Linked DNA regions of Mus musculus: all the other regions are linked to region 2. A link is a loop called in an ENCODE intact Hi-C map of the cell type or tissue named here. Cell type or tissue: heart. All regions are shown on one strand.

What was found. A loop is a pair of places that touch in the nucleus more often than their neighbours do. Peaks named below come from ENCODE experiments on the same cell type or tissue, not always from the same donor. Only the 100,000 strongest peaks of a DNase experiment are listed, where the experiment ranks them.
Region 1: a loop joins it to region 2, with 5 times the contacts of the local background. A loop is called at or near these places in 6 of 42 quality-filtered maps.
Region 3: it touches region 2 in a loop (5-fold over the local background); 15 of 42 quality-filtered maps call a loop at or near these places.

The regions. Positions count from the first base shown.
Region 1 is chr11:118,262,513-118,270,512 of GRCm38, reverse strand. It overlaps Usp36 (ubiquitin specific peptidase 36), which reads left to right. Exons shown (of 21, transcript NM_001033528.1): 14 at 1,301-1,969; 15 at 2,581-2,711; 16 at 5,273-5,815; 17 at 6,671-6,870; 18 at 7,377-7,478. Among named protein-coding and RNA genes, the nearest start is that of Cyth1, 18 kb to the right of the region's middle. In heart, CTCF peaks have their summits at 473 (motif pointing right) and 3,641 (motif pointing right); DNase peaks (open chromatin) are centred at 2,957, 3,926 and 4,643.
Region 2 is chr11:118,080,526-118,088,525 of GRCm38, reverse strand. It overlaps Dnah17 (dynein, axonemal, heavy chain 17), which reads left to right. Exons shown (of 81, transcript NM_001167746.1): 35 at 236-396; 36 at 1,457-1,613; 37 at 2,354-2,458; 38 at 5,544-5,701; 39 at 6,087-6,225; 40 at 6,415-6,642; 41 at 6,915-7,052; 42 at 7,681-7,813. Among named protein-coding and RNA genes, the nearest start is that of Dnah17, 45 kb to the left of the region's middle. In heart, a CTCF peak has its summit at 4,556 (motif pointing left); no DNase peak of the experiment used is centred here; H3K27ac peaks cover 1,338 bases; H3K27me3 peaks cover 1,150 bases.
Region 3 is chr11:118,376,635-118,384,634 of GRCm38, reverse strand. No RefSeq gene overlaps it. Among named protein-coding and RNA genes, the nearest start is that of Lgals3bp, 21 kb to the left of the region's middle. In heart, a CTCF peak has its summit at 4,803 (motif pointing right); DNase peaks (open chromatin) are centred at 4,814, 5,164 and 5,754; H3K27ac peaks cover 742 bases.

The DNA.
Region 1 (8,000 bases), 180 kb before region 2:
AGGAAGCTCGTGTTTGTAGCAAGCAGAACACACTGGGTGATTGCCGGGTAGGGTAGGACTTGATGAGTGCCTGGACACAGGACTCTACCATAGCAGTGTCTGGAAATACACGGGCATTGCCAGGAAAGAGGAAGTCCAGTTTGCCCGCATGAGTTGGAGTTCACGAGGTCATCCACAGCCCAGGAATACACTTTCCGGAATTGTTAACATAGCTGCTAGGAAAAGACTGCCATCTTTTTTATTTTAAATTGATCATCAACAACAATAACAACAAAAATGTAAAGTACTGACTGTGTGTGAGTCATTGTGTGAGCCATAAGGACTGAGGTAACTGAGGCAGCCATCACGGAAGGTTTACAGACAGTGGATTCTTTGCATGTGGCCTTGGTTTTTAAAGATTTATTTTTATTTTATGTATATGGGTGTATACCCGAATATATGTCTCTATACCATGTACATGCAGTGCCCACAGAGGCCAGAAGAGGGTGCTGCGTTCTTTGGTACTGGGGTTACAGATGGTTGTGAGCCACTCATGTTTGCTTGGAATTGAACTCCAGTCCTCAGGAAGAACAGCCATAGTTCTCTTAACCACTAAGCCATCTCTCCAGCCTCCAAAACTTGCTCCTTTGACTTCTATATCATTTGATTTACTTTTTTTTTTTTTTTGGCAGATATATAAGCTTAGAAAAAAGTTTACATTTTGTTGTTTGTTTAGTTGATTGTTTTTAATTAAGGCATGGGGAATAATAATGCAAGCTTCTGTAAACAATCAAAAGTTGTGTAGCTGCCAGTGAGACACTGAAGGCTTTAAAGGCGTCTACCTCCTTCCTGTGTGGAGGGTTTAGCTGTGGCAGGGTGACGACACTGGGTATCTCGTGTGTGACCTAGTGAAGGGCAGTTTGCATGATGGGGCTTCTCTTTCTCCCGGGCAGTCATAAACTGCAGCCTGTTTTTTATACAAGTCTTTTTTTTTTTTAAGATTTATTTGTTTATGTATATGCGTACACTGCAGCTGTCTTCAGACACACCAGAAGAGGGTATCAGATCTCATTACAGATGGTTGTGAGCCAACATGTGGTTGCTGGGAATTGAACTCAGGACCTCTGGAAGAGCAGTCAGTGCTCTTAACCGCTGAGCCATCCTTCCAGCCCCTTATACAAGTCTTGAAGCACCAAAAGTCTTTACCATTAGCCAGAAGCCAATTTGTTCCCAGAAGTTGCCCTGGGGGTGGGGGGGGGAGCCATGTTCCCTGGACAGTGCTCCTCTGAGCTCTGATGGGTTCCTGCCTTGCTCCTTTTAGCGACAAGACTCTGTAATGATGAGAAAGCTCCCAGCCCCTGAGGAGGTTGGCGTACCTGTGTCCAGAAATGGCTCCCTTCCTGGCCTGAAGTTACAGAACGGATGTGCTCCTGCCAAGACACCTGCCGGGTCCCCGTCCCCAAGACTCACGCCCACGCCCACTCATATGCCCACCATTCTGGATGAGCCCGGAAAGAAGGTGAAGAAGTCAGCCCCACTGCAGTCTCTCACCACATCTCCAACCACTTCTCAGGGCTCTCCTGGGACCGGCGAGTCCCGGAGCCAGCGGCCCGGCTCCTGGGCAAGCAGAGACACCATCTTCTCTACCTCCCCGAAGCTCCTGGCCAGAGCCATTACTAACGGGCACAGGCTGAAGGGCGAAGGCAGTGGTGTGGACCTGGAGAAGGGGGATTCAAGCAGCTCCAGCCCCGAGCACTCTGCCAGCAGTGACCCTGCCAAGGCCCCGCAGACCGCAGAGAGCAGAGCTGCGCATGCCTGTGATTCTCAGGGAACAAACTGTCCCACCGCTGGCCATCCCAAAGCGCTGTTGAATGGAGTAGATGCCAAGATGGTGAAGTTGAAGTCCCCGGCCCTGAGCAGCACCACAACCGAGCCCACAAGCCTCATGTCTCCTCCACCAGCCAAAAAACTGGCCCTGTCAGCCAAGAAGGTGGGTGTGTGGGGGTCTCCTCTCTGAAAGCGCCCTGGGGCTGGAGATGTGAGGATAGGATAGGGAATCACAGAGGACTTCAGACCCTGGCACCAGAGTGCCTGCTGGTATTCCCTGCGGTTTGCAAGCTGAGAAAGGACTGTTTAAGGGGAAGATTGCTTTGAGGGGATCCCAGTTATTCAGTACCTCAGATTGTTGGTAGTCATGTCTGAGAGGACTAACCAGTTTTCTATGATGGAGTCTCCTAGCTGAGCCGCCACAGGGCACTCAGAGACGGACAGCTGCCCGGGCTGGGGGTGGGGGTGGGGAGGTAGGGAGGCTGAGGAGGAGCCGCCCACCCCTAGCTTGTGGGGCGTGAGCAGTGTGTGGGCTTGCGGCGGGATGCTTGTTGAAATGTCCTGTCCTTTTCCTTTTTATTTCTAACCAACAACACTCTGGTTCTTCTTCTGCTGTCCCCTCTCTCCACCAACCCCACCCCCACCCCTTTTTTTTTCTTCTGTCCCTTCATCTTTTTGGGCTCATTTTATTTTATTTTCCATTTTATTTTCCCTCTTCACTCACGGACACCTTTTTTTAGACCACCAAGTTTTTATTTATGTCAATAACTGCAGGCCAGCACCCTGCGGAGGGCGACCGGCAATGACATCGGTTCACCTTCCCCCTCAGCATTCTGCGACCTCACCTCCCCCATGAAAGCCACCCACCCCGTCGTTGCCTCCACTGGGCCTGTCAGTAAGACCAGGTGAGCTTGGGGGCAGGCCCTGGGTGCGGCTCCTTCCCTCCTGTGCTTCTGTGCACCTGGCTGCTGAGGAGCCCTGGGTCGCCGAGGACAGAGGCCTCTCCTGTCCATCCCTGTCTGGAAAAAGAACTGCAGTGAGGCCGAGTTGTCGGTCTTCAGAGTCTTGGCCTCTCGCCTGCCTGCCAGTCTACCCCAGGAACATTGAAACCTGGAGCACTGCACTGTCCTGGCTTTTGACCCCTCAGGCCCTGTGATCATAGGAGCCCTGCAGGGACATCTTTCCTGTCAGCGTCATCCCTCATCTCTTGGCTGCTGGCTGCGTGCCAGGCCTAGAGAAGGAGGACTGGGTTCTCGAGTGCTATACCATCGTCCAGGGCCTTTAATTTCATCCATGGGTGATCTGACCCAGTAAGGGGCCGGACTCCATGGTGCCTGCATCCCTTAGGAGTGCTGAGTGACAAGATGTGAGGACTCTTGACACTCAGTCACCCGGGTCCCTGGGGCCCAAGCGCCACAGCAGCTGGGACACAGGAACTAAGAGAGAGCACAAGTGAGGCTCTGTGGTGCTGTGGGTTCCTCCTCTTCCCACTGAGTCAGCCGGTCCTAGAAGGTTGTGACATGATATTCATGGCTGCCACTATCCCCACCATGAACATGCATGCGTCCTGTCTCTAGCATAACATTTGTGGGGTGTCCTTAAGTGTTAAGGTCCCTAAATGTTGGAGCATTAGGGGGAGTTGTTCATTTTTTCTGTCAAGTTTTATTCGTTTGAGACGGCCTTACCATATAGATCAGCCTGCCTCCTGAGCGCTGAGGTTCAAGCTGTGCACCACCACACTTGGCGCAGTAGGTCTGTTTTCATTAGGATTTAGATCTGTATGTATGAATATTTTACCTGCAAGTATTCCGTGCACCACGTGTGTGCCTGGTGTCCACAGAGGTCAGAAGAGGGAGCTGGAGAGACAGGATGTGGCCCACTGGATGGTTGCTGCACACTGAACCTGGGTTTTCAGCAAGAGCAGCAACTGCTCTTACCTGCTGAGCCATCTTTCCAGGCCAAGTGTAAATGTGCGTCTCTGTGAGGGTCTTGTGTGTGTTGGGTGGCAGGGGTGGAGACAGGCTTTTTCTATATAACAGCCCTGGCTTTCCTAGAACTGGATGAGTAGACCAGGCTGGCCTCTTAAACTCAGAGAGCTCCACTGGAGTCCTGGGATTAAAGGTGCTCGCCACTGCCCCTGCCAGTGTAAACCGTTGTTAAGCTCTGGCAGACACTTGGAGTGACGCTAGTGCAGGCTGCGCTCAAGTCTGCTCTGGCTGGCGTGATGGCAGGGACAGGCTCCAGGAGTTCGCAAGCCTGAGGTGACGGCCCAGATGTGCCCTGTGTGCTCAGCCCCTGCCCTACTTCTCTTACAGCATTTGCCTTTGTGAAATTGGGTTTCCACTCTGCACCCCCAATTCAGAGGAACATCACTGTGTATGATGCTTGGCTCTTTTTGCTGTTCTTGGGGTGTTCAGTCCCCAAAGGAACATCTACAGCTTCTGGAGAGTAAAAGATAAATCTCACAGGATGCTGCTGGGTTTGTTTTGGTTGGTTGTTTTTTCTCAGTGACATTTCCCCTCTTAACACATTTGAGGTGGCAATCTGAAACGTTAGGGTTTAGTCTCTTCGTTTTGCTTTTCAGTTGTTGTTACTGTCTCCGTGTTTTGAAGGAGGGCTTTTGGTTTGGTGTAGGTTTTGGGACAGGGTCTCAGCTCTACCACCCTGGCTGGCCAGGAACTCCCAGAGATCCGCCAGGTTCTTCCTCCAGGTGCTGAGCTTGATGCTCCTGTCGGGTGCCCCCGTCTGGCTCACTGTGGCCCATGTGTTGGAGGATAACCTTGACCTTCTGCTCCTCACACCTATTCCTGGCTCTGGGATTGGAAGCGTGTGCTGCCACGTGCCACCATGCGCATTCTTATGCTGACTGAGCTTGGTTTGCGTTAGACACGTGTTTTATAGTGTTTGTCTGTTGTAAGATAAGCTGTCCTGTGGGTCAGACTTCAGCTCATTTAGTAGTAAAGGCCATGAGTCCTTAGCGTGCTTGAGGTGCCCCGTGACAGTGCTTACTTGGCATGGCCGAGGTGTTTGGTTTCATTTTCAGCACCACTTTAAAAAAAATGCTTTGTAACAAGAAACTGGGATGTATTGCTTTTATTAACTTTGATTTTAGGTAGATTTATTTCCTTAGCCTGGCTTAAAAAAGCATGGAGTGTGTGTATGTGTGTGTGTCTGTCTAAGAATTAGAGAGACAAAGTAACCTTTTAAAATTCGAGAGTATGTCTGGCATACTGGAATTCACCTTTCATCCCAGCACTCTGGAGGCAGAGGCAGGCTGATGTCTCTGTGAGTTCGAGGCCAGCCTGGTTTACGGAGCTAGTTCAAAGACAGCCAGGGCTGCACAAACCTTGTCTCAAACCCCACATCTGCACCAAACTCTTAGGTGTGAAGGCGGCTGGGTGGGGTCAGGAGAGAGGTGGCACGTGGGCAGATCTCCTGAGTGACTCTCTCTGTCCACCGTCTACAGGACTGCTGCACCTGCCCCCCGACCGTCCACCCACCCCCACTCTGCATCTCTGTCCAGTAGTAGTGCCAAGCCCTTAGGGACATCAGAGCCACAGAGCTGCCGCCCCTCTGCCTGGACACCCCTGCCTCAGGTCAATGGACACTTCACGTCCCACTTACACCAACTGCCAGAGGCCAGCGAGGCCCTACACAGCCCCTCCAAAAAGAGGAAAAAGACCCCTAATGGAGATCCCCAGAGACTGGGCATCGACACGCTCCTCCCACAGTGCCTCAGGGGAGCACCTGCAGCAGCACGCAGGAAGAGAAAGAAGAGGTGCTCGGAGGGTGAGGGTGCCACAGCTCCCAAGCAGGAAGGCCAATTTCAGGACCAGTCTTGGAGTTCCGGGAGCCAGAAGGAAGAGGGTACGCAGCCCCAGGTAAATGGCCATCAAGTGAGTCACATTCTGGACAGTTACCATGTGAGCAGCAGGAAAAGGAGGAAGAGGAAAAGATCGGAAGGACTCAGCCAGGAAGCCACCCCGTCGCAGGACCTAATTCAGCACAGGTAAGGGCGTGGCTGGGATGTACTCGAGGCCTTCCCAAGTGGTGTGGATTAACAAGGTTGCAGCAGCATTCCGTGTGTGCAGTGTACCAGCTCTGGATAGAGCAAGAGGACCACATGATGTCTCTAACATCATGTGTAAGTGTGTCACTCTGGACAACAACCCTCATACAGCACAGCCAGTCGGTGTGGAGCCAGTCACCAGCACACGGCAATGTAGGCAGTTCTCCCGGGGATGCTAGGGTAGAGCGCTGGTTGGTTGTCTGTCTTCTGTACACTGGTGTGAGGGTGTCAGATCCTCTGGAACTGAAGGCACAGGTAGTGGTGTGCAGCCATGTCAGTGCTGGAGACTGAACCTGAGTCCCCCGAAGAGCAGCCAGTGCTCTTCACCATTGAGCCATTGAGCCACGTCTCCAGCCCCACTGTGGTTTTATTCTAAATAGTTACCACTTTTTGTTCTTTTGTTTCATTTATTGCTGTCATGCATGTGCAGATCAGAAGACAATTTGTAGATGTTAGTTTTCTTCTTCCACCATGTAGGTTCTGGGGATCAGATTCAAGTTGTCTGCCTTGATCGCAAACACATTTACCCACTGAGCCATCTCAACAACCTTTATAAGAGTTATATTTGTGTGTGTGTGTGTGTGTTTGCGTGTTTGCACGTGCACACATGCGCACATGTGAGCATGTTTGTATACCATAGAAGTGGATAACCTGAGGTCGGCAGGCTTGGTGCCAAGTGCCTTTATTAGCTGAGCAATCTCACACACTCTTGGGTTGGGGCTGCCACTGAAGGTGGTGCTCTTGCCTACAGTGTTTCTCAAGGTCTAATCTGCTCCCTCCTCTGGCTCCCCACAGCTGCTCCCCTGTAGACCACAGTGAGCCTGAGGCCAGGACAGAGTTGCAGAAGAAGAAGAAGAAGAAAAGAAGGAAAAGAAAGCCCGAGCCACAGCAGGATGAAGAGAGCAAGCACCCAGGAGACCAGAGGAGCCCAAGGCCCAGTGTCACCCCAGTCCCTGCGTTGAGTGTGAATGGCCATCTTCCTAGTGACTGCTTGGGTAAGGATCCTACTGATAGCTGCAGAGGTGGCAACGTACTGTTCCTCCAGCAGCATCCCGTGTGTGCAGTGTACCAGCTCTAGGAGCACTGGCCACAGGTTTCCATCAGTTGCTAGCAAATACCTAAGACAATCGATCATTTTAGAGAAAAAGTGTGTCATCCCAGAGCTCGGGAAGCAAGGAGGGAGGCAGGCAGAGCTCTAGTCTGTTCTATGCAGCCTGCATTCTGGGCCTGTGCTTCTGCTCATCTCAGTGGAGCATGGCAGGGAAGCCAGGGAGAACAAAAGGCCCCAGCTGCATCATGCTCTTGTGTTAGACTGAGGCTTGGGGGTGGGGCGTGAGGCATCTCTGTTCTGGCTTTTTGTCATTTTCTTTTCTCATGAATGGACTTGGGTAAGATTATCACCAGAGAGTGAGTGTCTGCTGGCACCAGGTTCCGCAATGCCAAGACCAGGATGCGTGGTGGTTTCTTCAGTGTTTGGTTCTACCATGTCCTGTGATTTCAGGGCTGGGACAAGCACCTCTCGTTACCTGGAACAGAGATCAGGAACCCGATGTGGTCCAGGCGTTGCTTCAGGACTCATCTGATAAGGCTTATGGGAAAAAAGGTGCGGTCTGCGGCAGGGTGGCACTTCCAGAGACTGGCTCATCAAGAGGTTGTGGGGGAGGGGTGCTGGGGTGCTGTGAGATGTGGCCACTGCACTCTAGGTTTAAAGACTCAAACAGTTGTTCTAACCTGACCCCTGCTGTGGCACAACCAAGAGCAGGAAAACATGGGGACCACAAGCCAGCGGAGTTAAGAGAGTGTCCGCTGGCCAGGCCAAGGGCAATGACGAAGCCCTCCAGCACTAGTGTTGGCAGTCCTGACTGTGGCCATGGTTTATAGGGCAGACTTGGAATGTGAACAAAAGGGCCTTTTCCTAAAGTGGGAGCACACAGCTTACAGAGAGGGATTTGCAGTTGGTGGACACAGCGGTCACAGCGTGGGTCGTGTGACCTCCCTTCATTTGCTTCTGTTAAGAGACAGTCAGAAACCTAGAGTGGTTAGAATAGATGGCCCTATTCTAGAAAGTGAGTCCTGAGGACAGTCTATAGGTGACCAGGACCCATGGACGCTGACAGAATATATC
Region 2 (8,000 bases):
TTCACTTCCTCAGCCCTGGAATTGCAAGCACCTGCTGTCACTGGATGACTGTCACACCACATGGGTTCTGAAGATTGAACTCAACAAGTTGTTTGCTGCCTGGGCCAGCCCCCAACCCTGGAAGCCCCTATCTGTAGCAGGCTGCGGCCAGGGGTATTGAAAGAGTCATGTACCCGACTGAGGGGAGAGCCCCCGGGACCGGCCTGGAGCCAAGACCCCTGGGTTTCTGCTGCAGGTGGAGAGTTCGCAGGCCTTCACCTGGCAGTCGCAGCTTCGACACCGCTGGGACGAGGAAAAGAAGCACTGCTTCGCCAACATCTGTGACGCTCAGATCAAATACTCCTACGAGTACCTGGGCAACACACCTCGGCTGGTCATCACCCCACTCACAGATAGGTGGGGACCACCTACAGCCCGATGCCCTACCCCCTCCCCCACAGACCCCCCTCCCACTCCACCCCCCACCCTGGCTCTGCAGCTAGAAAAGCCCACGTTCATTTGGTGGGGAGGTCCTGTGTTGTAGAAGTTTGTAATCCTGACCTGGAGTTTCTACCCTGCTTTTGACCATTTAGTTCCCGGATAAAAGACACATATGACCGACCTTTATATTTACAATAAGCCTTAAACAGCACAAGAGCTGGGCAGATACCTACCCTCTATGCTGTTAGAATCTACTTTCCTATGGATAACCCTGAGTTGTTACATAGTAATGTTTCATCTGGGCTGTTCTTAACTCCAATTGGTCAGCCCTCAGGGCCACCTTTTTTATGGTTCACCTAACCCATAGTGGCCTCAGCCGCTGCCGCCTCCTCCTCCTCTTCCTCCTCCTCCCTCCCCCTCCCTCTCCCTCCCTCCTCCTCCTCCTATTCATCTACTCTGACCCCCAAACCTGGAAAACCTAAACCCCACCTATGTCTCTTCTACCCAGCTATTGGCTGTTGGCATCTTTATTTACCAATCAGAAATAACTTGGGGCCAGGTCACAGATCTACATGCAGACTTCAGGTCTTGGGGGCCAGGCAGGAGCCCTGCTTTAGGCTGAGCTCTTGGTCCTTCACTGGCTGTGTCCCCAAGGAGTGGCTTCACCTCCCTGAGGTCTGCAGAACAGGGAGAGAGCTACAGGAGCCCTCATGAGTGTGCAGGGACTGAATCAATTACAAGATAATAAAACCACTCAGCCCAGAGGCTGCCCAAGACACCCTCAGCATGTGTCTGACGAGTCCCCAGAGTCCGTCCCCCAAACCCACAGGAGGGCCATGTCTTGCACCCACCCCTGTCCCTCAGCACAGTGACCACCCCCCCCCACCCACACACACACATGCACACATACACACCAGCTCTGACTTTGGTCTCTGGGCCCAAGTGAGTACAGCGGCCCCACAGTAAGCCGAGCAGAGCACAGTGGGGTGTGGGTCACAGGGTCACAGTGCCCCAGGTCAATCAAGGTCCTCTGTAGGTGCTACATCACGCTCACGCAGTCCCTCCACCTGATCATGGGCGGAGCCCCTGCAGGCCCTGCTGGCACGGGCAAGACGGAGACAACCAAGGACCTGGGCAGAGCCCTGGGCACCATGGTGTATGTCTTCAACTGCTCAGAGCAGATGGACTACAAGGTATGTGGCCAGGGCTGCGGGTCCCCACCCAAGAGCATGTACACCCAGAGTACCCACTAGCACTTGTGGAGGTAGAGGTCCCGGCAGTTCCATGACTGTCCCCTATGAATAGAGACACACACACAGGTAGGAGTACCTGATTGGCGTTCAGTGTGGGGTTAGGGTGAAAGTAGTGGCCACCGGGTGAACTCTGAAGGGGACAAGGACAGGTCCATCAGCTGCAGGGTCATGTCTTCTCAGAGGACTAAACAGGAGGGGAGGGACTCTGACAGTAACAGTCCCAGCATAAAAGGGAGGAGTTGGGGCGCCCTCCCGTTGGACGAGCCCCACAGCCTAGTGGTCCCATCCTGAGACTGAGGACAGTGGCCAAGACCCCTGCTGACTGAAGGTCATACCAGCGTGTCCCCCTCAGGGGCCCTAGAAAAGTGAAGTCTATTGATCCTAGAAGGACTTCTGTGTGAACTCCATGGGTGTGTTGCTGACCCTGCAGGGGACAAAATGGCATAGTCACACGAAAAGATCTTCCTGGAGCCCCAGCCCACCTCAGAGGATCCCTTCCTCCATGTGCATAAAATGAGAAGACAGGGGTAGGGATTGGGGGATTTCTTAACTTGATGTTCGCTTAGAAAAAACGCTGGGACCCTGCGGGTCAGGTGTACAAGGGCGCTGTCTCCAGACACCTGCTTCCTGCAGGCCTCTGGGGGCCACTCCCTCTCTCTGATCTGACTTTCCCTTTGTAGTCCTGTGGAAACATCTACAAGGGCCTGGCACAGACGGGAGCCTGGGGTTGCTTTGATGAGTTTAACCGGATCTCGGTGGAGGTCTTGTCTGTGATTGCTGTACAGGTAGGGCCCTTCTGCTTAGTCTCTGGGTCAGTGGGGGACCCGGAGTTGTGCCCAGTTTTCCTGGCATCTCAGTCACCAGAGACCCTCCTGTCTGACCACCCCAACAGCCAAGCACTGGGCAGGGAGGTGACACAGTGAGGCCTCAGATGCCCTGCCCTGGCTCCCAGGGGCCCTTACACACAGAGGGGACAGTAAGGGTCCCATACAGGGAGGTATAACTGATTCGGCCTGGGGATGCTAACGTAGAGAGCTACTTTGGGTGTGGTAGCTCATGCCTATAACTCCTGCCACTTTGTGATATGAACCCAGGAGGATTGCCACAAGTTCAAGGCCAGCCTGGTCTATAGAACAACCTCTAGGTTAGTCAGGACTATAGATTAAGACTTTGTTTTGTAAGACAGAGAAGGGGAGAGAGAGAATATTTGATAACCCTTAGTTGGCTTTGAGATTGTACTGTTTGGCAGCAAACTAGACCAAAATGGTACAGAATGTCCAACGACCCTCCCTCTGCCTGCCACCCACACACACACACACCCACACCCACACCCACACACCCACACCCCCACACCCCCACACCCACACCCACCCCCACCCACCCCCCAGCAGGCTGTATTTATAGTCTCAAGGAAAGGAAGTGCAGAATACAGACAGCTGGATTGATCACAGCTGCTCTGCCTTATCTGAACATGGTTTGAACAGTTGGCTGCCTGCAACCGGCTGGAACTCAGCTGTGGGCTTCAAGAACTAAGTTACAATATCTCCATGCATCGGTTGGCGTTCACTAGATAATCCATGTAGGGAGAAACCCTTCCCCAAGCTGGAGCTCTGTGCAGAGGTGGCCTCAGGCCAGTCAGGTGAACTTGACAGAAGAGAATGAAGCACTCTGGGCTTTGAAGAACACGGCAGTATCTCAGTATAAACTAACCAGCCAGAGCGGATGGGGAAGGAGTGGTTGTGTGTCCAGGGAATTCCCTAACCCGGCACAGAACAGCAATGGGGAATCCAAGGCAAAGGGGGTACAGGGTGGGGGCCATGTCAACACCCCAAGCTTTTAAACTCACCCGCAGGGCTCTGTGTTTCAAACAGGAGCCCCAGCAGTCCTGGTGCCCGACAGACTGGATAGACAACGGGCTCTGAGGTCCTCCAAGGCTGGCCTCCAATCTCAGATCAGCTTGAGACCCCACCTGCAGAGCCCTAGGCCAAGGCCCGACTTTGGAGGTCCTCACGAACCAGGCCTAGCCGCTTGCCCCAAACCCAGACAGTAAAAAAAAGGAATGATGGATAATGGGGAAAGGAAGATGGTACGGGTCAGGGGAGTGTTAGCAAGAGTTCCAAGGCTACACAGGAAGGGTGCTGGGTACACACACCTAAGCACTAGTGCGCAGTGATGTTCCTAGCATAGAAGTGACCACCAAAGAGAGTCTAAGAAAGGTTGAGGTGACCAGTTCTCAATCTGCTGTCCCTTACCGACCTGTTCACCCAGAGCTAAGTCAGTACATTGTAGCGGAAGCAACATTGTAGCAGAAACAGCTGCTACTCTTGCTAGAATTTCAGTAGGAAAAACCAGTAGGGGTGGGGGTGAGGGCAGGGCTCCTGAACACCCAGGTGGTGAGGAGATACAGGGGTGAGAGGACCCACAGGCTGGGGAAACCTCACCTCTAGAGCTCTCATCAGCCCCCCTCCCACTCCCCAATCTGAGAAGGGCCAACTGAGTTTGCCAAGGTGATAGCCACGCCTCCACCCTATCCTCCCAGGGTCAGTCACACACCTCTGACTCTCTGACTCAGTATTCACTCCCAAGTCATGGGACGAACCCTAGGATGTTCCACGGCACCTGTTTGATGATCTGAATATTTGTGGACACAAAAGAACAGGGACCAAAATGCTAGGAAGGTCCTAGCAGCAGGAGATGCTCCCAAATTCTTGCCCTCTAGTCCTGCCCAGGTGTGAGCCCTGTGGGCTAGAGACTGGGCGGAAAACCCAGCATCACCCAGAGTCACCTACCAAGTCCAGGCGAGCAAGATTTGGGCTAGGGGGAAAAAAAAAATCCCATGGCTGAGAGATTTCAGTCACGAGCCTGGAGCGCCCCCCAGTGGTGATCTTACAGTTTGCCGCTACCTTCCTTTGGTTCCTCTAAAATCCCAAGCAGAGACCAGATTTCTCCGTCCTGGTAAGCAGGAGATGGCCCCAGAGACTCTTGGATGCAGAGTGGCTACTAATAGGACTCTTATGGGTTCTTGTCAGAGAGTTGACAGAATTTAGCCAGGGTCACGGCCAGAGGACACTCCTGAGACAAAAGCCCAGCTGAGGTCGGCTGTATAACACCACGAACAACAAGATCACAGCGGTGGAGGGCAGAAGTCAAGGGCAATGACAGAGTGAAGGCCACTGCTAATTCACAGCCACCACACTCTGTAACTGGCGCGGGGGCTTGGGGGTGGGCCGACAACCCAGCCAATAAAATGCTTACCACACAAACCCACCGGCCTGAGCTCAGCTCCTAAAACCCAAATAAAAAGCCAGATGTGGGCACTGGAGAGATGGCTTTGGGGTTAAGGGCACCAGTTTCTTTCTGAGGACCTGAGTTTGCTTCCTGACACCCATGCCAGGTGGCTCCCAGCTCCAGGGGATTCCGCAGCCTCTGTGGCCTCATCAGGCAGCCAAACACACGGGCATACAGACACAAGCACACACATAAATCTTTTCCTTAAGGGGGGGGGAGCCAGATGCTGCCAGGTCTTTAATCCCAGAACTCAGAAGGCAGGGGCAGATGAGTCTCTGTGAACTCAAGACCAGCCAGGACTACATAGTGAGGGCCTGTTTCAAAACACAAAGCCAGATGCCAGATGTGTAATTCCAGCACCGTGGAGGGGGAGACAGAAGGATCCCTGGGGCGCTCTGACCAGCCAGTCAGTTGGTGAGTTCCGAATTCAACGAGAGACCCTGTCTCAAAAAAGTGTAGAGCAATAGAGGAAGACACTGTTGCTGTCTGGATTTCGCATATGTTCATACCCACACATATGTGCACACATTTGCACACACAAATGGTTACATTTTAATGTGTGTGTGTGTACCAACTGTCTAGGTAAAGTGTGTCCAAGATGCAATTCGGGCCAAGAAAAAGAAGTTTAACTTCCTGGGAGAGATAATAAGCCTTGTCCCCACCGTGGGCATCTTTATCACCATGAATCCTGGCTACGCAGGGCGCACGGAGCTGCCGGAGAACTTGAAGGCCCTATTCAGGTGACAGAGGAGGGATCCGGCAGTGTCCCAGGCTGAGGAGTTAGTGGAGGAGGTGGAAGACCCCAAGGCTAGCAGCTCCCAAGATGGAGTAGGGGTAACAGGACAGCAGGCAGGTCCTGGGGCTCCCCAAGTGGGGGAGGGGGGCGCGGTCCACAGCCGAGACACTGGCTATTCTGCTTAAGGAGTCTCAGAGGAGTCGGAGCAGGCGTGGGGCCTGGAGCTTCCTGAGCTGGGTGTGTGGATGGATGGGGGAGGCTGGAACCCGGCTTCATGTACCCTGAAGGTTGACTGGCAGGGACACGTGGCCCAGGGGAAGAGGGGCGGCTGGCTGATGAGGAGCCAGGGAGGTGAAAGCGGGAGAGACAGCTGCTCGGTCACCTCTCAGGCCCTGTGCCATGGTGGTCCCTGACTTCGAGTTGATTTGTGAGATCATGCTTGTGGCCGAGGGCTTCCTGGATGCTCGCCTCCTGGCCCGGAAGTTCATCACCCTCTACACCCTGTGCAAAGAGCTGCTCTCTAAGCAGGTGTGGTGTGTTCTCCCAGCCCCTAGGGCTCTTGGTCCAACCTCGGCTGGGGGCGGGGGGGGGGCGGGGGGTGGTGATCCATACTTATGTCTCTGCCCCTCCCTAGCCCCGAGATGAACTCTGAGCCTGACAGTGCCAGATGACCACAGTCAGACGACAAGTTCACATCCGAGTTCCCACTCCCCGCAGGACCATTATGACTGGGGCCTTCGGGCCATCAAGTCTGTGCTGGTGGTAGCCGGCTCCTTGAAGAGGGGAGACCCCACCCGGGCAGAGGACCAGGTGCTCATGAGGGCCCTGAGAGACTTCAACATCCCCAAGATCGTGACTGATGACCTGCCCGTGTTCATGGGGCTGATCGGCGACCTCTTCCCAGCTCTGGACGTGCCCCGGAAGCGAGACCTGAATTTTGAGAAGGTAATTCTCTCCCCTCCCCGACGTACACCTCCGTATCCATCCTGAGAAACTTGCCCTTGAGTGCTGCAAGAATCGGGGGCAGGGGGGAAGAAAGTTGCTTCCTGCTCCCCAGCCAGCCCCAGGCTTCAGAACTGATGGCCACAGAGATCTGGAGTCGGGGTTCCAGGGCCGTGTGAGTTCTGGGTGAGATTAGGGGCACAGCTTGGCAGCTCAGCCACAGAAAAGGTTGCCTTCCCGTGCCCTCTTAACCCTGCCACTACTGTGTCTCCCAGATCATCAAACAGAGCATCGTGGAGCTCAAGCTTCAGGCAGAAGACAGCTTTGTGCTGAAAGTCGTCCAGCTGGAAGAGCTGCTTCAAGTCCGACACTCGGTCTTCGTCATTGGGAACGCGGGCAGCGGCAAATCGCAGGCACGTCACCAGCACTAGTCGGTAACACACACACACACACACACACACACACACACGCACGCACGCACGCACACATCACCTGCCTCCCGGAGGCCTGCCACTCACACACTCCTGTTCCCCAGCAAGGCCTGGAGCCATGGTGAACACCTGGGGGTAGCAGCCAACATCACCAGTGCTAGCAATAGGAAGCCAGCCAAGTGTCTGTCTGAACGCCCTCAGGCAGGATCCTTACCCTCTTATGAAACCCATTCCCTAAAACACAAGAACTAGGGGATAGAGAAACTGGGTGTGGTGGTGCACACCTTAATTCTGGCGCTCAGGAGGCAGAAGCAGGTGGATCTCTGTGATCTGTGAGTTCAAGGCCAGCCTGACCTACATAGAAAGTTCTAAGTCAGCTGGGCTGCAGGACAGTGTCTAAGAAAATGGCAAGTCACAAGGGAAACTGTGCATGGCGTCTTAAAAAGAAATTTGTGCACACATGTACACACACACACACACACAAAATATCCTCAGGTGTCCTTAAAATCAGTCTCTCTGAGTGAAAACCGTCCAGAGCTGCACAGAGGGCTGCCCCGTGCAGACCGTCCCCATACAGGACATTGAGCCAGTGGATGCTCCTCACCCGCAGGTCCTCAAATCCCTCAACAAGACCTACCAGAACCTGAAGAGGAAGCCCGTGGCGGTGGACCTGGACCCGAAGGCTGTCACCTGTGATGAGCTGTTTGGCATTATCAACCCGGCGACCAGGGAGTGGAAAGATGGTTGGTGCGGTGCGGTGGGGTGTGGAGCGTTACCTGCAGTGGGGCTCTGAGACCCCGCCACGTCCCTGAGCAGGCTCCCTGAGACCTGTGCGGGTTCTGGTCTGGTCCTGATCACTGCAAAAGGGCTGATGGAGCCCTTGCTGGTGCACTCAGAGCGCAGAACACCTGTACCACCAGGCAGGAAGAG
Region 3 (8,000 bases), 300 kb before region 2:
ACTCAAAGACAAAAACCACATGATCATCTCGTTAGATGCTGAGAAAGCATTTGACAAGTTCCAACACCCATTCATGATAAAAGTCTTGGAAAGATCAGGAATTCAAGGCCCATACCTAAACATGATAAAAGCAATCTACATCAAATCAGTAGTCAACATCAAAGTAAATGGTGAGAAGCTGGAAGCAATCCCACTAAAATCAGGGACTAGACAAGGCTGCCCACTTTCTCCCTACCTCTTCAACATAGTACTTGAAGTCCTAGCCAGAGCAATTCGACAACAAAAGGAGATCAAGGGGATACAAATTGGAAAAGATGAAGTCCAAATATCACTTTTTGCAGATGATATGATAGTATATATAAGTGACCCTAAAAATTCCACCAGAGAACTCCTAAACCTGATAAACAGCTTCGGTGAAGTAGCTGGATATAAAATTAACTCAAACAAGTCAATGGCCTTTCTCTAAACAAAGAATAAACAGGCTGAGAAAGAAATTAGGGAAACAACACCCTTCTCGATAGTCACAAATAATATAAAATATCTTGGCATGACTTTAACTAAGGAAGTAAAAGATCTGTATGATATGAACTTCAAGTCTCTGAAGAAAGAAATTAAAGAAGATCTCAGAAGATGGAAAGATCTCCCATGCTCATGGATTGGCAGGATCAACATTGTAAAAATGGCTATCTTGCCAAAAGCAATCTACAGATTCAATGCAATCCCCATCAAAATTCCAACTCAATTCTTCAACGAATTAGAAAGAGCAATCTGCAAATTCATCAGGAATAACAAAAAACCTAGGATAGCAAAAACTCTTCTCAAGGATAAAAGAACCTCTGGTGGAATCACCATGCCGGACCTAAAGCTTTACTACAGAGCAATTGTGATAAAAACTGCATGGTACTGGTATAGTGACAGACAAGTAGACCAATGGAATAGAATTGAAGACCCAGAAATGAACCCAACACCTATGGTCACTTGATCTTCGACAAGGGAGCTAAAACCATCCAGTGGAAGAAAGACAGCATTTTCAACAAATGGTGCTGGCACAACTGGTTGTTATCATGTAGAAGAATGCGAATCGATCCATTCCTATCTCCTTGTACTAAGGTCAAATCTAAGTGGATCAAGGAACTTCACATAAAACCAGAGACACTGAAACTTATAGAGGAGAAAGTGGGGAAAAACCTTGAAGATATGGGCACAGGGGAAAAACTTCCTGAATAGAACAGCAATGGCTTGCGCTGTAAGATCGAGAATTGACAAATGGGACCTCATGAAACTGCAAAGTTTCTGCAAGGCAAAAGACACTGTCAATAAGACAAAAAGACCACCAACAGATTGGGAAAGGATCTTTACCTATCCTAATTCAGATAGGGGACTAATATCCAATAAAGAACTCAAGAAGGTGGACTCCAGAAAATCAAATAACCCCATTAAAAAATGGGGCTCAGAACTGAACAAAGAATTCTCACCTGAGGAATACCGAATGGCAGAGAAGCACCTGAAAAAATGTTCAACATCCTTAATCATCAGGGAAATGCAAATCAAAACAACCCTAAGATTCTAACTCACACCAGTCAGAATGGCTAAGATCAAAAATTCAGGTGACAGCAGATGCTGGCGAGGATGTGGAGAAAGAGGAACACCTCCATTGTTGGTGGGATTGCAAGCTTGTACAACCACTCTGGAAATCAGTCTGGCAGTTCCTTAGAAAATTGGACATAGTACTACCGGAGGATCCCGCAATACCTCTCCTGGGCATATATCCAGATGTCCCAACCGGTAAGAAGGACACATGCTCCACTATGTTCATAGCAGCCTTATTTATAATAGTCAGAAGCTGGAAAGAACCCAGATGTCCCTCAACAGAGGAATGGATACAGAAAATGTGGTACATTTACACAATGGAGTACTACTCAGCTATTAAAAAGAATGAATTTATGAAATTCCTAGGCAAATGGATGGACCTGGAGGGCATCATCCTGAGTGAGGTAACACAATCACAAAGGAACTCACATAATATGTACTCACTGATAAGTGGATATTAGCCCAAAACCTAGGATACCCAAGATATAAGATACAATTTACTAAACGCATGAAACTCAAGAAGAATGAAGACCAAAGTGTGGACACTGTGCCCCTTCTTAGAATTGGGAACAAAACACCCATGGAAGGAGTTACAGAGACAAAATTTGGAGCTGTGACGAAAGGATGGACCATCTAGAGACTGCCATATCCAGGGATCCACCCCATAATCAGCTTCCAAACGCTGACACCATTGCATGCACTAGCAAGATTTTGCTGAAAGGACCCAGATATACCTGTCTCTTGTGAGACTATGCCGGGGCCTAGCAATCACAGAAGTGGATGCTCACAGTCAGCTAATGGATGGATCACAGGGCCCCCAATCGAGGAGCTAGAGAAAGTACCCAAGGAGCTAAAGGGATCTGAAACCCTATAGGTGGAACAACAATATGAACTAACCAGTACCCTGGAGCTCTTGACTCTAGCTGCATATGTATCAAAAGACGGCCTAGTCGGCCATCACTGGAAAGAGAGGCCCATTGGACACACAAACTTTATATGCCCCAGTACAGGGGAACACCAGGGGGAAAAAAAAAAAAAAAAAAAAAGGGAATGGGTGGGTAGGGAAGTGGCAGGGAGGGTATGGGGGACTTTTGGGATAGCATTGGAAATATAATTGAGGAAAATGCGTAATAAAAAAAATCTTAAAAGACAAAAATGGAAACAAGTAACCTCTGGGACCCTTCTGTCCTGCACATGCACAGGTGACCTCAGTTCCCTCCCACGTCACCCTTCCTTCCCCAGGCAGAGCCCCTGCAATACAGGGATGGAAGATCCCTTTTCTTTGCCATTTGACGGCCTGGGGTGGACCTGTGCTGACTTCCCTGAGGAAGAGGTTTCAATGGGACCTCTTCCTCCTCTTCTTCTCCCTCCTCCTCTTCCTTCTCCTCTTCCTCCTTGTCCTTTAGATTTTTGAGGCTTGGTTTCTGTAGGCATATATTTTTCATGCCTATTTTAATAAGGGTTCAACCTCTCCTCTAGCCTGCCACCCACCAGAGGTAGTGGGAAAAAACTTTATTAGGACACGGTGGAAGTGGACCTGTTTAGAAATAGTTCTTTGGGGCAATTCCAGTTTTAATTGTTTCCAGCCCAGCCCATGAGCAAACACCTCACACGAATCAGCAGCTGCAGTCCACTCAGCAGACACCACACACGAATCAGCAAGGGCAGTTCCACCCAAAAGAAAGCCCAAGTCTGAGGAATTAGCAAGAAGCTGCAGGAACCTCACAAGAAGCTCTTTAGTGAATTTCTCTCTATGAAAGTTACAATTGAAGCTCAGCCATGCAATGTAAGGCGAGCCAATACATGTGTGTCATCAGAGAAGACTAACAAGGCAGAGCAAAGTGAACCAATGTCCCACTGTCTGTGGGGTCATAATATATATATATATATATATATATATATATATATATGTATATATATATATATATATATATTAAACATCATACATTCTTTCACCTGTCTGCCTCACCAAAACATCATTATACCTTGAGTCTTCAAAGTAACCAGAAATGCCCACTTTAGGTCTCTCTGTATAGCCAGAACTCACTCTGTAGACTAGGCAGGCCTCATACTCACAGAGATCCTCCTGCCTCTGCTTCCCATGTACTGGGATTAAAGGCACCACCACTGCCTGGCTCACTGGGTAACCTTCTTCTTCTTCTTCTTCTTTTTTTTTTTTTTTTTTTTTTTTTTGGTTTTTTCGAGACAGGGTTTCTCTGTATAGCCAGCCCTGCCTGTCCTGGAACTCACTTTGTAGACCAGGCTGTCCTCGAACTCAGAAATCCACCTTCCTCTGCCTCCCAAGTGCTGGGATTAAAGGCATGCGCCACCATGTCCGGCACACTGGTAACCTTCTTAAACATGCACTTGCACCTCTTGGTATGAAATCTCTCTCTCTCTCTCTCTCTCTCTCTCTCTCTCCCTCCCCCACCCCTGTCTTCTAGGTTGGCCCTAAAGAGATAGCTCAGTGATCAAGAGTGCATTTTACTCTCTTAAAGAATCCTGGTTCAAATCCCAGCAGCTACATGGTGGCTCACAACACTCTGTAACTCCAGTTCCAGGAGGATTGAACACCTCTGGCCTCTAAAGGTTTCTGAACACATGTGGTGCACAGAAACTCAAACAGTCATTGTCTTAATCAGGGTTTCTATTGCTGCACAAATACCATGACCTACAAGCAAGTTGGGGAGAAAAGGGTTTATTCAGCTTACACTTCCACATCACAGTTCATCACCAAAGGAAGTCAGGACTGGAACTCACACAGGGCAGGAACTTGGAGGCAGGAGCTGATACAGAGGCCACGGAGGGACGCTGCTTTCTGGATTGCTTTCCCTGGCTTGCTCAGCCTGCTTTCTTATAGAACTCAGGACTACCAGCCCAGAGATGGCACCACCCACAATGGGCTAAGCCCTCCCCACTTGATCACTAATTGAGAAAATGCCTTACAGCTGGATCTCATTTCTTCAATGGCGGCTCCTTTCTCTGTGATAACTCCAGCTTGTATCAAGTCCACACACAAAAACCAGCCAGTACAGTCATGCATACCTACACGTGAAAGAAAATAAACATTTTTAAAGTCCCCTGCATCTCTTTGTCCTTCACACCACTATGCCCTCAGCTTTGGCTGGCTCCTTCCTCTAAGCGGAGGGACAGGCCAAACTCTGAATTCTGGAGGGAGGTTTGCTGTGTCAACCGCAGGTCTGGAAGGAAGCCACTGGAGGGCGCCAGAGCAGAACTGAGCAAGTTGACCACAGGGGAAGCCCTGTGTCTTCACTGAAGCCTCTCTCTTATCATACCCGACCTCCTCCAGCCACTCTGGAAAATCCTTCCCAGGGCTGCCCTGGACAGAGCTGGAGTCCTGAGGGAGGGCTACACCTGTCTACAGGGGTTCAGCTGGTACAAGGCTGGCACAGTTAAATCTTTCTCCATGAAGCCTCTCAAGGCCTTCAGAATGCCCTGCGTGGAAGGGATGGGAGGAGCCTATTTAGTTTTTCATATTGAGGCCCTTTGGACTTTTCCTGAGCCTATACAAATGAGGGGGGCTCAGTAGCCCCCAGGTAGCTTTGGAATGGGGCTGTGGTTACTGGCAGAGAGCGGGAACCCCCGCTGGACCCTGACTTCCAGGATGAGTCAGTATAGCCAGAGACCAAGATGAGTCAGTTGTCCCCACGGGACAGACCCAAAGTGCTCACAGGCCCTCCAGGCCCAGGAGCACATCCTGGTGCCCGAGGGCTGCACACTCCGAACTGCACAGGCCAGAAGCTCTGTCCTCTGGAGTCTTCCTGACTTCTCCCCATGTCCTTGTCCCACTGGCTGTTTATCTGTAACCCTTCACAGTCTCCTTTATGCCAGTAGCCATAGTAACTAACATCCTTTCCTGACTTCTAAGAAAGCATTGTAGACAGACAGTTCCTACATTTGAGGAAGGGGCCTTGGGAAGCTCTGTGTATTCAGAGTCCCCGCCATGTGAGACTGGCATCTGATGGAGGCTTTTTATGTGGGCTCTGTAGTTGGATCATAGGGGGGCTAGCTGGTGTCAGGAGGACCTGATGAATGACCTGACACGGAGGAGCCTGGGAAGTGGGGTAGTGGACAGACGTCACGTGGAGCCTGACAGGGACCAGACAGTGGCATACACAGCTGGCATGCCAAGAACAATATTCCTGAAACAGGGAGAGCATTGGTTTCAACTGCAGGAACATGGCCCCAGTTCTGCCAAGGACTACCTCAGGGCGTGCTCGCCAAGACAAGAAGAGGGAAGTGTCCAAAGGTGGTCTGGGTAAAACCAAACATGACAAGGTGCAGGCTGGGGGCTGGAAAAGTCCAGAGGGCACAGTCCCAAGATCCTAGAGCATCCTCGAGCTGTCCAGGTGAGGGAAAGAGGGAAGACCTTGCCCACTGCTCCATCTGTGCAGTGACAGCTGGCAACCTGCTTGCCACCCCTACTCCACCTGTATCTCCAGCTGACTTGGAGGAATGGGAATTCAGGTGTGAATTTGACCCCAACACTTAGGAAAACAAAGACCATAAAGTAGGTCATAAAAATGACAGGGATACTTTTTCCCCCCATGGCTCCAGAGACCAGAAGCCTGAGAGCCAACTTTCCTGGGGTCAGTTCCATCAACAGCCTCTGAGGGAAAGTGCTTCCAGAGTCTCCTGACACTCTTGGTATGTGGACATGCCTCTCCCTGGTGCTATGCTCTGATGGCACCTGCTGTGTCTCTGCCTGTCTGTGTCACTGACCGTGCTCCTTTCTCCTGCAGGGAAACCAGTCAGGCCCGGGGCCTCCCAAAATACAAGTGATCTCCTCTCAAGACTCTTCCTTATCTTGTCACAACTGTAAAGACTCTGGGTCCAGAAGCCACACTCACAAGTCCCCGGGGAGTTAGGACCGAGTAGTATCATTGGTGTATGAAGGGGGCACCGTTCAAATCATAGGCATTCCTGATCAAAGCTAGCTGACAGCCCTTGGATGCTGGCGCCCTGGATCCTGATGCAGTAGGTGCTGATGCTAAGGGAGTAGAGCCCTGTTCCAGGGGACCATCCCACGTGCTATAATATCAGAGAGGATGGACCTGCAGCACATTCTCCATCAGGGCTGTATCCCCATCCGTATGCTAACTGTGAATAACGACAGGATTCTGAAGGCTGCCATCTTCCCTGGGCTCCTATGGCGCCCCAGGAGACTTGACAGAACCTAGTTTGTGTTTGCAGAGGTGCTTGACCACTTCTGTGACAATCTTTGTGGGAGGCATCCAGTAGCTGCTACTTGGGCAGCTTAGAAAGTGACAGTAAGCAGTGGTTAAGAGTGCTGACCCTCCCCCTAGCCGGGAGGTGGTGGCACACGCCTTTAATCCCAGCACTTGGGAGGCAGAGGCAACGAATTTCTGAGTTCGAGGCCAGCCTGGTCTACAGAGTGAGTTCCAGGACAGCCAGGGCTATACAGAGAAACCCTGTCTCGAAAAACAAAAAACAAAACAAAACAAAAAAAAAACCAACAACAACAAAAGTGCTGACCCCCGTACCAGGTTCAGTTCCTGCAGCTGCATTAAGGATCAAAGCTTTCTGTAGTAGTTTTTGGTGCCCTCTTCTGTTGTGCTGTTGTGTGTCTGAAAATGGCTAGAGTGCACTCACATTTGTAATATAAATAAGTAAATCTTTTAAAAAAGAAAAAAAGATAAAACGTGTAAACCATTAAAGAATTATTCCTTTTGTTCCTATCTGATGTATGAAAAGAAAGAAAGAGAGAGAGAGAGAGAGAGAGAGAGAGAGAGAGAGAGAAGGAAGGAAGGAAGGAAGGAAGGAAGAAAGAAAGAAAGAAAGAAAGAAAGAAAGAAAGAAAGAAAGAAAGAAAGAAAGAAAGAAAGAAAGAGAGAAAGAGAGAAAGGAAGAAATTAGTTGACAGTAAGGCCTGGTATGGTCAACAGGTAAAGGCACTTGCTGCCAAGCTTGACAATCCAAATTGGAGCCTCAGAATGCATGTGGTTGAAGGAGGGAATCAACGCTTGCAGCTTGTCTCCTAGATTTAATTAATTTAGAGCTATCTGGGTGGGTCTGGGGGAGGGTTTTGATCATAGCATCATCCAAGAGTCTAAGGGGCCAAAGCAGGGAGACTGAAGAGGCACTAGGAAGAAGAGGAAGACAAGAAAGATGAAGAGAAGGAAGAAGATCCCAACAGCTTACATGGGACAGTGACAGAAACGTGCTGTTTGCTGGGGCTATCGAGGAGACCTTCCTCTAGTTAGAGGATGGCCAGGCTGGGACTGGGCTTCAAGGTCCCCTCCACCAATCAGGCTCCACTTCTACAAGATGGGTCCTCAAACAAGACAGCTCCTAAGTTCCCACCCTTTAGGCAGAGTCACCTGCCTCTCCAGGTGGTGGTGGTGATGTAGTGACACCTGCCTTTCCAG